Regions from separate parts of the Homo sapiens genome. Here region 2 is linked to region 1. Evidence: chromatin contacts called from ENCODE Hi-C data. All regions are on one chromosome and are shown on one strand. The core of a region is the stretch at or near the end of the contact, and the rest is flanking DNA. Distances in the headings are between cores, read along the strand shown. Region 1 holds the start of PSMD7 (proteasome 26S subunit, non-ATPase 7). Region 2 holds the start of GCSH (glycine cleavage system protein H).

Region 1 (6,778 bases), core at 4,279-6,778:
TACCTTCACAGTCGGAGACGACAGGGAGAAAGATTACAGGGAAGGGTGCCAGAGGCATCAAGAATTTATTCTCTACCATGTTCCAGTTTCTCCACACTCTCAAACTCAGTCCTGCTGGAATGTTTCCAAAATGCTACCTAGCTTGAGGAACCTCTTCAGATTCTGATCATATCACTTGAGCTGAGCGATATTCCATGACAGGCCTAAATAACCCTCAAATGAAAGAGTAAATGCAGCAAATAACAGAGAAAGTAAGTGACGGAGCTCACATTTAGGGAGCAGCTATATAACCAAGCATTGAGTGGCAGATAATGGATTTACCAAGAACCTTAGGTTCACAAAGAATTCACAAATTGCCTAGTGTTTCTGTTATCTGTTGCTGCACAACAAACCACCCAAAACTTAGTGACTTAAAACAGCAACGATGACTTATTATTTCACAGAATTTTATAACCTGGGCTGGGCTCAGCTGGGCAGTTCTTCTGCTCCACATGCTATCTACTAGGGCTGGAATATCCACAGTGGTTTTTTCACTCTCATTTCTTGGGACCCTGCCTGTAATGGCTGGAATAGCTGGGGAATGGCCAAGCATTCCTCTTCTATTCCATATGGTCTCTCCTGCAAAGTAGCCAGATTTTTCTACATGACTCAGGGTTCCAAGAGTGGGCATTCCAAGAGAACAAGCTGCAACATGAGAGTGTTACTCAAGCCTCTGTTTGTATTACACTTGCTAATATCTCATGTGCCAGAGCAAGTCACATGCCCAAGCTCACAGTCAATTTTGGAGGAGATAACCAGGGCATGAAGGCCAGATGCATGATTCATTGGGGCCTGGCACATTTGATCATGGTGAGCATGTCTGACAGACTGAGCACACTTTCTGACACCATATGGGATATTATACAGGATTTACATTTATTATTTGCTTATAGTCTATCTCCTCTAACAAGACTATAAGTTCAAAGAGGGCAAGAGCTTTGTTTTGTTTATTCCTATATAACCAGTATTTAGAAGAGTGGCACAGAGTTAAATTGTTAAGTGAGTATTGAGAAAAACATCAGAGATACTGGTTATAGAAGACTGCCAAAGTTTACAGTGCAAAAGAGTCATTATCTAAGTGGAAAAATTAAAGATTCTAGAAACACCGTTGGCACAGCTTTTGCCCTTTCCAGGCCTACAGAGGCTGATGGAGAATGATGTTGTAGCTGGGCCTCTGAGTAGATGAAGGCATCTATTATGAAGAAATCAAATCCATTCTATGCAGCTATTAATGATGATGTAGACCTAGATTTGCTATAAGGAAGTGTGTTAATGATAAATTATTAACTCAAAAGAGCAAATTTCAGAACTTTATGTAGAGTTAAACTCCATTTGCATTTTTTTTTTTTTTGAGATGAAGTCTCACTCTGTCACCCAGGCTAGAGTGCAGTGGCAGGATCTTAGCTCACTGCAACCTCCGCCTCCCAGGTTCAAGTGATTCTCCTACCTCAGCCTCCCAAGCAGCTGGGATTACAGGCACCGACCATCATGCATGGCTAATTTTTTTTTGTATTTTTAGTAGAGATGGGGTTTCCTCATGTTGGCCAAGCTGGTCTCCAACTCCTGACCTTGTGATCAGCCCGCCTCGGCCTCCCAAAGTGCTGGGATTACAGGCGTGAGCCGCAGCGCCGAGCCCATTTGCATATTTTGAAAGCTATGCATACAGATGCCAAAAGATACATCTTTAAAAAACTTTCCGAAAGATTCGCCAGAAACTAGTAGCCAGTGACTACCTTTAAGGAGAGGAACTAGGGTTCACCTAAGAAAAGTGAGGGAGACTTGAAGCTCAGTAACAGGTTCATGGGCTTTATTATACTATTTTCCCTACTCTTGCACAGGGTAGGGATTTTCCATTAAAAAGGGTGTTTTAAAAATATGTCTGGGGCTGGGCACCATGGCTCACGCCTATAATCCTAACACTGTGGGAGGCCAAAGCAGGAGGATCATTTGAGCCCAGAAGTTCAAGGCTTCAGTGAGCTAATGATTGCACCACTGCACTCCAACCTTGGTGACAGAGTGAGACCCTAACTCTTTTAAAAAAATAACAAATTAAAAATGTTAAAATAAGGCTGGGCACAGTGGCTCATGCCTGTAATCCCAGCACCAGCCTGGCCAACAGGATGAAACCCCGTCTCTACTAAAAATACAAAAATTAGCCAGGCGTGGTGGCGGGCACCTCTAATCCCAGCTACTAGGGAGGCTGAGGTGGGAGAATCGCTTGAACCCAGGAGGTGTTGGTTGCAGCAAGCTGAGATCTGGGCAACAAGAGTGAAACTCAGTCTCAATCAATCAATCAATCAATAAAATAAGTCTGGCTGCAGAGTGGAGGATGGAGATGGGAGAAGGTCAAAACTGGAAGGCAAAAAGAGAAATTAGGAAGCTAATGCTGAAATCCCTTAAGAAATACAGCACTTTAGGCCAGGCGCGGTGGTTCACGCCTATAATCCTAGCACTTTGGGAGGCTGAGGCAGGCAGATCACAAAATCGAGACCATCCTTCCTGGCCAACATGGTGAAACCCTGTCTCTACTAAAAATACAAACAAATTAGCTGGGCATGGTGGCATGCGCCTATAGTCCCAGCTGCTTGGGAGGCTGAGGCAGGAGAATCACTTGAACCTGGGAGACGGAGGTTACAGGGAGCCGAGATTGTGCCACTGCACTCCAGCCCGGTGACAGAGTAGGACTCCGTCTCAAAAAAAAAGCACTTTGGGCCAGGGTTAATCTTAGTTTTCTGTATGTGGTACGATTTCAGGTGATTTTAATTTATTTCAATTAATTAATTATTTGTGACAAGGTCCTACTGTTCGGAAGGGTCATGAACTCCTGGGCTCAAGTGATCCTCCAACCTCAGCCTTCCAAGTATCTGGGATTACAGGCACAGGCCACCATGCCCAGCTCTATATTCATTTTTATTTATCTGAATAGTGTCATTTTTCCACAATGATCATGTGTAACTAGAATAATTTTTTAAGCTCATAGTCAGTTTCACACTGCTTCAGTGAGTCAGGATTGGAGACACCCAATAAGCTTCGAAACAGCTTGCTTAGGCTTAGTACAACTGCAAAGTGAACTCAGTGTGAAATAAAATATATCACTTTCTAAAGTTTGAAATTTAGTATCTTAATAAAATTAATGCAATTCTTTTGCCTAAGACTGCTGCAAGCAGGCACACCAACCAATTAGGAACTGGGGTCACAGAAACCTGGCTTGATCCTGACCAGCAATGTGATCTTGGAAAGATCCTTCCCAATGTCTGAGCCTTATTGTCATCTTCCATTTCACTATCATAACTAATTATTCATTTATATAGTAATTACTGAATGTCTCCTATGTGCCAGGCACTTTTCAAGACAATGATAATATAAAAGTAAACTAGGGGCCAGGTGCAGTGGCTCACACCTATAATCCCAGCACTTTGGGAAGCCAAGGCAGGCAGATCACTTGAGTTCAGGAGTTCCAGATAAGCCTGGCCAACACAGTGAAACTCCATCTCTACTAAAAATAGAAAAATTAGTGGGGCATGGTGGCGCTCACCTGTAGTCCCAGCTACTTGGGAGGCTGAGGTATGAGAATCGCTTGAACCTGGGAGGTGAAGGTTGCAGTGAGCCAAGATTGTGCCACTGCATTCCGGACTGGGTGACAGAGCGAGACTGTCTCTCATTTATTTAAAAAAAAAAAAAAAAGTAAACAGGAGTTTACAAACTAAACAAGAGCTTACATTCTAATGAGAGACAAAGAATGAACAGAATAAGTAAATTCTACAAACTATTCACAAGTGGTAAAAACTATGGAGAAAACTAAAGCAGAAACACATTAGGGGGAGAAAGACAAAATTTTTTCAAAGCGTGAGAAAAAGCCCACCTCGAGAGCAACATTTGAGCAACAATTTTCATTTGTAATGAGAAAATACCGACTTCGTAAGGTTGTTACAAGCCTTGTTAACACAGCATGGGCCTCACCTGAAAGCTTGTTAGAAGCTCAGAATTTCAGGTCCCATCTCAGACCTACAGAATCAGAATCTGAATTTTAACAAGGTCCCCTGGTGATTTGTAAGCATATCAAAGTTTGAGAAGCATTAATTAAAAGGATTAAATATTTGCGTCTGAACCAGGGCTGGCATATTATAGGCACTCAATAGATTCAATAATTCTTAGTTTTCTTTCCCCATTAACATAACCCTTATATCTTTCTAGTTATAATTAAGAATGAATGGCCAGGCACAGTAGCTCACACCTGTAATCCCAGCAGTTTGGGAGGCTGAGGTGGGAGGATTGCTTGAGGCTGGGGGTTTAAGACCAGCTTGGACAACATAGTGAGACACCAACTGTACCAAAAAAAAAAATGAAAAAATAAAGATAGCATTGAGTCTCTTCAATTAATTATGAATATTAAGCATATCCTGCCATTTACTTCCTTGCAGATCTAGCAGAAAATCTGAAAATAAAGCCAAGTTGCAGACAGAAGACAAAGATAAATTCACATGCAGACAAATTCAAACTCCTGACTACATTAATGTCTCTCATTGGTGGCCAAATTTCAGTCTAATCTTTGCTAATGTTTTTCACCACCCACAAATAAGAGAGACTGAGTGTGTCCCTTGACATTTGGAGATCAGGAAGTCCACCTTAAAAAGACAAGAGGCCAAAATGTTGGGAAAATCCTCTGGTGATAAAGGGAAAGCAAAAATTGTTTAAAAACAGAACAAAATATAAGTAAATAATTCAGGTTGCTTAAGTACTGTTTTCGTTTACAGAAACAGCAACTTCAAATGAGACGATATAAACCTGTATGATTTTTCTTATAATTTGCCTCCTGCAAATAAGCTTAAGTCTTTGTCTACCTTAGTCTTCTCTTTCCTAGCTACATATCACAACATACTTCCTTACTGCCTTCCTTCCGTCTTTTCTTCAACGCTTCTGTAAATTTTGATTTCAAAAGCAACGGCACAATTGCGTTCTTCTAGCCCTAGTTACGCAGTAATATAACGACAGGTGGAAACCTGCAGGTTGCCACGTTCATTGCAAAGTGTCCACAGTAAAGATAAAGGAGAAATTCCCCCGGCAATGAAAACGAGAATGAGATAAATTACCAAATTACATTAAAAGCGTGCTCTTATGTTAGAGATTTAAAGTTCCTCTCAGAAATCGCGGAGGATTTTGACCTGAAGCAAAAGTGAACTTCTTCCGGGTGGTAGAAAAGTAAACTGTCAACTATTTACTTTGGGGGGGTGGCGGGGGGAGGGTGCTGGGAAGGAATTGAGGCGAAAAGCCTCTGCAGGTGACGGTACAGGCCAATACCAGGAGGTCAAGTCGCCGGTGTCCCTTCGGCCCTTAAGTCCAGGGAAACGCACGGCGAGGGACGAGGGGCGATTCCCGCCTTTCTCCAGCCCTTTCTCCGCCCACAAATGACGGCGGTGGCGAAGATCCGGGCCCGCCGCGCGAGGCACTCTGGGAGCGGAAGAAGGAGGCCGCGCGAGGGCTGACGAACCGGAAGAAGAGGAACTGGGCCTGAAAGGGTACCGGTGACCGCTACTGCTGCCGGTGTTTGCGTGTGGCAGGGAGCCAGGCCTGGCGAGCGGGGTGTGTCGCGATGCCGGAGCTGGCAGTGCAGAAGGTGGTGGTCCACCCCCTGGTGCTGCTCAGTGTGGTGGATCATTTCAACCGGTGAGCGAGCGCCCTATAGCTGGGCCGGCGGCGCAGCCGCTGCTGAGTCACGGGCACGCTGGAGATGGCGCGGCGGCCGCGGACGAGCTGGGGACGCAGATAGGGCGGCTGGTGACCCTTACTTGTTCACGAGTCCAGACCAGCGTCGGCTCACGATGCCGGAGTCATCCAGCCTCCCGCCCCTGCCCCAGCCGCCGCCACTTCGGGGCCTTGGCTGCCTGTTCCGTTTAGCCTGTTTGTTTTACAGAGTTCCCTTTCCGAGTTCGTTTTGCCGAAGTTCGTTTTACCGAAATCTGGATGATGCTGGGGGTCGGGAGATGCGGCTAGCTTTAGTTGGCCCTGACCCCCGCCCCCAAGCTCGTGTCTGTCACTTCGTTTTGAAGTTCGTTTTGCCGAAATCTGGATAAAGCCAGGGTGGGGCGGAGGCGGGCTAGCTTCATTTGGCTCTGACCCCCGACCCCAGGGTCGTATCTTCATTTGACTCAGTTGATTTCACTGAAATGTGAATAATGCAAAGTGACTGATGTCTGGATGATGCTTGGGTGGGGCGGAGTGGGCTAGCTCCATTTAGCCCCGCCCCAAGGCTATGTTTATCTTCGTTTGACCGAATTGGTTTCACCGAAATATGGATGATGCTGGAGTGGGGTGCAGGGTGGCTACCTTCATTTGGCCCTGACCCCGGCCCCAGGGTCGTATTTATGTTTATCCTCGTTTAACCAAGTTGATTTCACCGAAATGTGAATGATGCAAAGTGAATGATGCCTGGATGATGCCGGAGTGGGGCTAAGGGGGCTAGCTTCAATTTGGCCCTGACCCCCGCCCCCAGGGTCGTATCTATGTTTGTCTTCATTTGACCGAGTTCCTGTTATCGAAATCTGGATGATGCTCAGCACCCCGAAGGGCTTCCTGGATCAGCTGTGGTTTTAACCCATTAACATTTTTAAATGGGAATCTGATTAGACTCCGTCTCAAAAAAAAAAATGTATATATAGATGAGGTTTCAGTTTTTATTTAAAACACGAGGCCGAGCATGGTGGCTCACGCCTGTAATCCCAGCATTTTGGGAGGCTGAGAC
Region 2 (6,778 bases), core at 1,247-3,746, 6.8 Mb after region 1:
AAATAATTACTTTCTTTTTTTGAGACAGAGTCTCACTCTGTCGCCCAAGCTGGAGTGTAGTGGTGCAATCTAGGCTCGCTGCAACCTCTGCCTCCCGGGTTCAAGTGATTCGGCCTCATCCTCCCAAGGAGCTGGGATTACAAGCACGTGCCACCACGCCCGACTAATTTTTTGTATTTTTGGTAGAGACAGGGTTTCACCATGTTGGCCAGGCTGGTCTTGAACTCCTGACCTCAGGTGATCCGCCCGCCTCAGCCTCCCAAAGTGCTGGGATTAAAGGCATGAGCCACCGTGCCTGGACAATAATTACTTTCTAACTGGGCCTTGAAAAAGGTGGTTTTTGGCCTCGGAAAATTAGGAGTTGTGAGCAATTTATGAAAATTTTGCATTTTCCTTTTTCAATGTCACTAGTCAGATAAAATATTTTATATTAGTATTAGTCAATTTTTCTTCTCTTTTTTTTTTGAGATGGAGGTGTGCTCTTGTCGTCCAGCTACTCCACAGGCTGAGGCAGGAGAAGTGTTTGAACCCGGGAAGCGAAGGTTGCAGTGAGCCAAGATCCTGCCACTGGATGCCAGCCTGGGCGACAGAGCGAGACTCCATCTCAAAAAAGAAGAAAAAAAAAAGGAACGAAAACCACAGACTTGAAACTAAATTCTTATCTGAGAAATGCTTTACCTTTGTATTCAAATTAGTGATGTAGGGATCCCTATCAGAAACAGAGCGGACAGACTATTAGCAAGACAGCATAAGTAAATCTTTATGCTACAAATTTTGGAATAAATTTATCAACCATTCCAGCTCCAAACAGGTTTCTAAAACAATGAGCTAATGAGACAAGAGCCATCACTGATCTACGCAATCGAAGCAGAGGAGCAGTCAGTGTATCAAACATTTGGGCGTAAAGAAAATTGTTGGCCTGGCGCGGTGACGCACGACTGTAATCTCAGCACTTTGGGAGGCTGAGGCGGGTGGATCACTTGAGGTCAGGAGTTTGAGACCAGCCTAACGTGGCGAAACCCTGTCTCTACTAAAAATACAAAACTCAGCTGGAGGTGGTGACGGGCGCCAGTGAACCCAGCTACTCGGGAGGCTGAGGCAAGAGAATCGCTTGAATCTGGGAGGTGGCGCTTGCAGTGAGCCGAGATCACGCCGCTGCACTCCAGCCTGGGCGACAGAGCGAGGCTCCGTCTCAATAAAAAGAAAAAAAAAAAAAAAGAAAATTGTTTTTCCCCTGCAATAATTGTGCTGAAGTAGCACAAATGGCCGAAACATTCATGGGCAGGTTTCCCAGTTATTTCAAGTCCGTTTGAGTTAGGGCTCATTTCAGCAAGCACACACATGAATGATCCAATACAAACTTTAGCAGAACTTCTGTTGAGTCCAGAAGACTTTATCTTACTTGTTTTGGGGAAATAGCTGAATCTTCAAAGTTATGATTGTTTTATCTAGTAAAAAAATCTAGATCTGGCGCTTTAATTTTTTTTTTTTTTTTTTTTTTTGAGGTGGAGTTTTGCTCTGTCGCCCAGGCTGGAGTGCAGTGGCGCGATCTCGGCTCACTGCAACCTCTGCCTCCCAGGTTCAAGCGATTCTCCTGCCTCAGCCTCCCGAGTAGCTGGGATTACATGCGCATGCCGCCACGCCTGGCTAATTTTTTGTACTTTTAGTAGAGATGGGATTTCACCGTGTTAGCCAGGATAGTCTCGATCTCCTGACCTCGTGATCCGCCCTCCGGCATGAGCCAACGCGCCCTGCCTGGTGCTTTAATTTTAATAAGCGCTTCTGTTTTAATTTTACTTCGGAGTTCTCAGTAACGGTCCATTTAGTAAACTAAAGGCCTCCCCATTTGGGGTCTCAACGATGCACGCAGATGGGAGATAAACTTAAGGCCACCGAGACGCTTAAGCGACACGTGCCTGGCTTCTGCAGCAAGCGGCCGACCTGCCCGCCGGACCCGCCGGGCCACCCCCGCCTCGGTGTCCCGCAGGCCTCCCCTCCCGGCTGCATGCAATCCCTAGGGCAAAGGCTACTCGCGGGTCCTCCCGCTACTTAAGGGGGAGAAGCGGCCGCAGAGCCAGGGATCCCAACAGAAATAAGAAGGGGGCAGGGTCCGCGCTCGCTCCGCCCCGGTGGCTCAGGAGCGGTGCCCCGGCGTCCTCCGTGTCCCGCTGGGCCCGGGACAAGCAGCCCAGGCGGGGAGGGAGCAGCCGCCCACGTGCCCGCCGCGCTTACCCGAGAGCAGAGCGGGTCCAGTGCGCAGCGTACGGACGGCGCCCACCCCCAGCTGCCAGGGCCTCGGCGGGCAGGGCGCGGCGGGTGACGGGACCGCGCGCAGGGTGCAGAGCAGGGCCCGCACGCTCCGCACCACTCGCAGCGCCATGTTCGCAGGGGTGCGGGGGTCGCAGCGCTACGCCTCGGCCACCCGCGCCGGGAGGCGGGGCGGGGAGGGGCAGTTCGCGGCCGGAGGGAGCCGGCTGGATGGAGGCGCGGAGGCGGTGCCGCGGGGGCGGGACAGAGCCTGACTGGGCAGAGCGTGGAGGGCGGAGACTCCCAGGCGAGGGGGCGAGGCAGGGTCTGATTGGCCAGCACGCGGAGACTGGGGACTCCAGGGCCTGGCGCGACCTCGGATACGGCGACGCGAAAGAGGGGCGTGGGCATGGGGAAGAACCTGAGGCCCGGAAGAGGCAGCACCGAGAGGCGGAGACTAGCGCGGCGGGCCTGGGTATGATTGGGCTGCCCGCAGGAGGGGGGCGGGGCCTAGCCCCAGACTGGGTTCCTTTCCACATGTGTATCTCTTTTACTGCCTCTGTCATAAGTTTTCAAAGGTGGTTTCACCACCTCACGAAGGAATTCAAGAACAAGTCGGAAAGTCGTGAAAGTACAGAGGTTTACTGCAAAGTACACACTGAAGAAAGGGCGGACTCAAAAGAGGGCCACACAATGGGGCTTGGGGTTTCCATCTTTATGGGTTTCTTTGAGAAATGGAATATACACAAAGGTTTCTGGAATAAGGTGGAGACTTGTCAGAACTGTGGTGCCACCCATTTTTACACCAAATATGGGTGTTCCCGGAATTGTTGTGGTGCCGGTGGGTGTGTGACTTAGTATGTTAATGAGTCCTAGGTGAAGCCTAGGTCAAAGCCACACCACGTTGGGTCCAGTTGGTTTTAGCCAGGTTGACCCACACCCTGGTTTTTCAGGGTCTTAGCCCATAGCTTGTGCAGCTATTTCAACAGTTTCCTTTTGTTAGACAGAACTGCAGCCTGGAAGTTTCTATTCTCCTTCAACTGCTCTGTAACGTTCCTGTCTCAAAGAGCCCCAGGGACCCCAAACAGGACCGGCAGAATCCAGAAGCTTACTTAAAAAGGAATAAAGACTTGTCCAAGGGTCATAAGTGGCTTCTTGGTGGAGACTGGACCCAAGCCAGTCACTAATGCAGAAATATTCAAAACGCAGAGAGCTGAGACCCAGTGTGCACAATTCCTTGTTTCATCGGCCAGCGGTGTGACCAAGGCCTTCCGAGAAAAGCCGAAGTCATCATCCCAATCCAAGAAGTCAGAAAAAAATTAGGTTCTGGGAAAAACCTCACCTTTAACACAGATTTTATGGAGTGGCCATGAGTCAGCAAAGAAATACTGTTCTGAAAAACACCTTAAGCTACACACACACCTTTAGTACTGTTACAGAAAGGGCTCCCAATCCAGACCCCAAGAGAGGGTTTTTGGACCTCATGCAAGAAAGAATTTGGGGAGAGTCTATAAAGTGAAAGCACGTTTAATAGAGAAGTAAAGAAAAAAAAGAATGGCTTCTTCGTAGACAGAGCAGCAGTATGGCTTCTCGACTAAGTGTACTTATAGTTATTTCTTGATTGTATGCTAAACAAGGGGTGGATCATTCAAGAGTTCTCCAGAAAAGGGGCAGGGATTTCCTAGAACTAACGGTTCCTCCGCTTTTTGGACTATAGGGTAACTTCTCTGGACGTTGCCATTGCATTTGTGAACTGTCATGACGCTGGTGGGAGTTGTTTTTTTTTTAACATGCTAATGCATTATAATTAGCGTATAATGAGCAGTGAGACCTACCAGAGGTCGCCATCTTGGTTTTGGTGAGTTTTGGCCAGCTCCTTTACCGCATCCTATTTTATCAGCAGGGACTTTGTGACCTGTATCTTGTGCCAACCCTAGCTCATCCTGTGACTAAGTGAGGCAGGTGAATCACTTGAGGTCAGGAGTTCGAGACCAACCTGGCCAACATGGAGAAACCCCCGTCTCTACTACAAATCCAAAGTTTAGCCAGGCATGGTGGCAGGTGCCTGTAATCCCAGCTACTCAGGAGGCTGAGGCACGAGAATCACTTGAGCCTGGGAGGCAGAGGTTGCAGTGAGTCGAGATCACGCCACTGCACTCCAGCCTGGGTGACAGAGCGAGACTCTGCTTCAGAAAAAAATACAAATAAAAAGAATGCCTAACCTCCTGGGAATGCAGCCCACCAAGTCTCAGCCTCATTTTACCCAGCCCATATTCAAAATGGAGTTGTTCTTGTTCAAACACCGGAAACAGTACCATAGGGTGCACACCATGGAGTGTGTGTGTGTTTGGGGAGCCCATACGTTGTTGCACTGAGCTTCTGCCCTGCTATGAACTTAGGGTTGCCACCACATCTGTGCAGTGGCTTGCAAGGGCCGTCATGCCCACTTTCTTTTGAGCAAATCATTCCCATCTATTGAGCCTTTGCTATGTGCCTGGCACTATGCACACATCTTTTTAATCCTCTCCAAACCTCTTTCTGGCAGGTGTTACACTCATTTCATAGATGAGGCTCAGAGGTGAAGGCACTTCCGAGGAGTGGGATCGGGGAGGCGTTTTTGTGGCTTAAGTAGCTCCTAGGTGGCAGTAGTAGACCTTGGCCTCTACACTGATTAGAAAGCAACTCTTCTTTTTTTCTTTTTTTTTTTCGAGACGAAGTCTAGCTCTGTCGCCCAAGCTGGAGCGCAGTGGCGTGATCTTGGCTCACTGCAACCTCTGCCTCCCGGGTTCAAGCAATTCTCCTGCTTCAGCCTCCCGAGTGGCTGGGACTACAGGACCACGTGCCACCACGCCCGTCTAATTTTTGTATGTTTAGTAGAGATGGGGTTTCACTATGTTGGCCAAGCTGGTCTCGAACTCCTGACCTTGTAATCCACCCACCTCGGCCTTCCAAAGTGCTGGGATTACAGGCATGAACCACCGTGCCTGGCCAGCAATTGCTCTTAAGCTCTGCTCCGCTTGCTTTCGTTTGGGATGCTGACTGGATCACGCTGGTCTACCCTGCACTACAGATCTTGGCTACCTTCTCTAATGTCAAGATGTTGTTTTCTATTGTTGTTTCATTACAAGACAGTGCAGCATCGTGCCACTTACACCCTAACATATTTATTCTCAGCTTCACTAACTCATGTGATGGGAAGAAAAAGATCACACATCAACATCAACATATGGGCTACAAAAAGGCCCTTCCACCAAAAAATATGACATGTGTTTTTCTTTTGGTAAAAAGCATTGAAGACAGTCAAAATTTTTTTTCTTTTTCTACCTAGTAATCTTTGTAACCTCCTGGTTTGAGATTTTAAAGGTCATCTCGTTGCCCATTGAGTATAAGCTCTGGAAAATTCCAGGTGGTCATTTCTTCCAGGTGTTTTGAGAGGGGCCCATTCATCTCTTTGAGCTGATAGACATATTTTCCTCTTATAACAATACAGTAGACTGGGTGCGGTGGCTCATGCCTGTAATCCCAGCACTGTGGGAGGCCTAGGTAGGCAGATCACTTGAGGCCAGGAGTTCAAGACCAGCCTGGCCAACATGGTGAAACCCCGTCTCTACAAAAAAATACAAAAATTACCCAGGCATGCTCTTGTGTGCCTGTAGTCCCAGATACTGGGAAGCCTGAGACACAAGAATCATTTGATCTTGGGAGGCAGAGGTTTCAGTGAGCTGAAATCATGCCACTGCATTCCAGCCTGGGCAACAGAGCAAGACCCTGTCTCAAACAAACAAACAAACAAACAAAAAAACTTTTATAAACCAGTATTCCCCATATTTATTTGACCCAGAAACATTTTTGGAGGAATGACACCTGTTCTGGTTTGAATTGTGGCTCCTAAAGAGGTATGTCAAAGTCCTAAGTCCCAGTTCTTCAGATGTGACCATATTGGGAAACAGGATCCCTGCAGATGTATTATAATTAGTTCAGATGAGGTCACCCTGGACTAGGGTGGGCCCCTAATTCAATATGGCTGGTGTGCTGAGAAAAGGAGAAGGAACACAGGCTCCCAGCAAGCTTCTTCCCATCTGGGAGTGACACATCTAGAAGCCAAGGGACACCAAGGCTGGCTGGCCAACACCAAAAGCTGGAAGAGGCAAGAAGGATTCTTCCCTAGAGCCCTCAGAGGGAGCATGGCACTGCCAACATCTTTTTTCTTTCTTTTCTTTTTTTTTTTTGTGAGACGGAGTCATGCTCTGTCGCCCGGGCTGGAGTACAGTGGCACCACCTAGGCTCACTGCAACCTCCGCCTCCCGGGTTCAAGGGATTCTCCTGCCTCAGCCTCCTGAGTAGCTGGGACTACAGGCGCCCGCCACCACACCTGGTTAATTTTTGTATTTTTAGTAGAGACAGGGTTTCACCCTGTTGGCCAGGCTGGTCTCGAACTCCTGGCCTCAAGTGATCCGCACGCCTCGGCCTCCCAAAGTGCTGGGATTACAGGCGTGAGCCACCATGCCCGGCCACTGCCAACATCTTGATT

Evidence for each region. Hi-C counts contacts between places; a loop is a spot of excess contacts on that map. Pooled maps may share reads with other maps.
Region 2: a loop to region 1 is called in a pooled map, with 12 times the contacts of the local background. The contact joins the promoter of GCSH here to the promoter of PSMD7 in region 1. A Hi-C loop is called at or near these places in 6 of 50 pooled maps.

Annotation. Positions count from the first base shown.
Region 1 is chr16:74,291,286-74,298,063 of GRCh38, forward strand. It overlaps PSMD7 (proteasome 26S subunit, non-ATPase 7), which reads left to right and starts at 5,529. Exons shown (of 7, transcript NM_002811.5): 1 at 5,529-5,703. The coding sequence starts at 5,630. RefSeq lists enhancers at 4,762-5,653, 5,444-5,753, 5,654-6,543.
Region 2 is chr16:81,093,899-81,100,676 of GRCh38, forward strand. GCSH (glycine cleavage system protein H) reads right to left here and starts at 2,497. Exons shown (of 5, transcript NM_004483.5): 1 at 2,233-2,497. The coding sequence starts at 2,380. RefSeq lists silencers at 1,914-2,583, 2,734-2,833.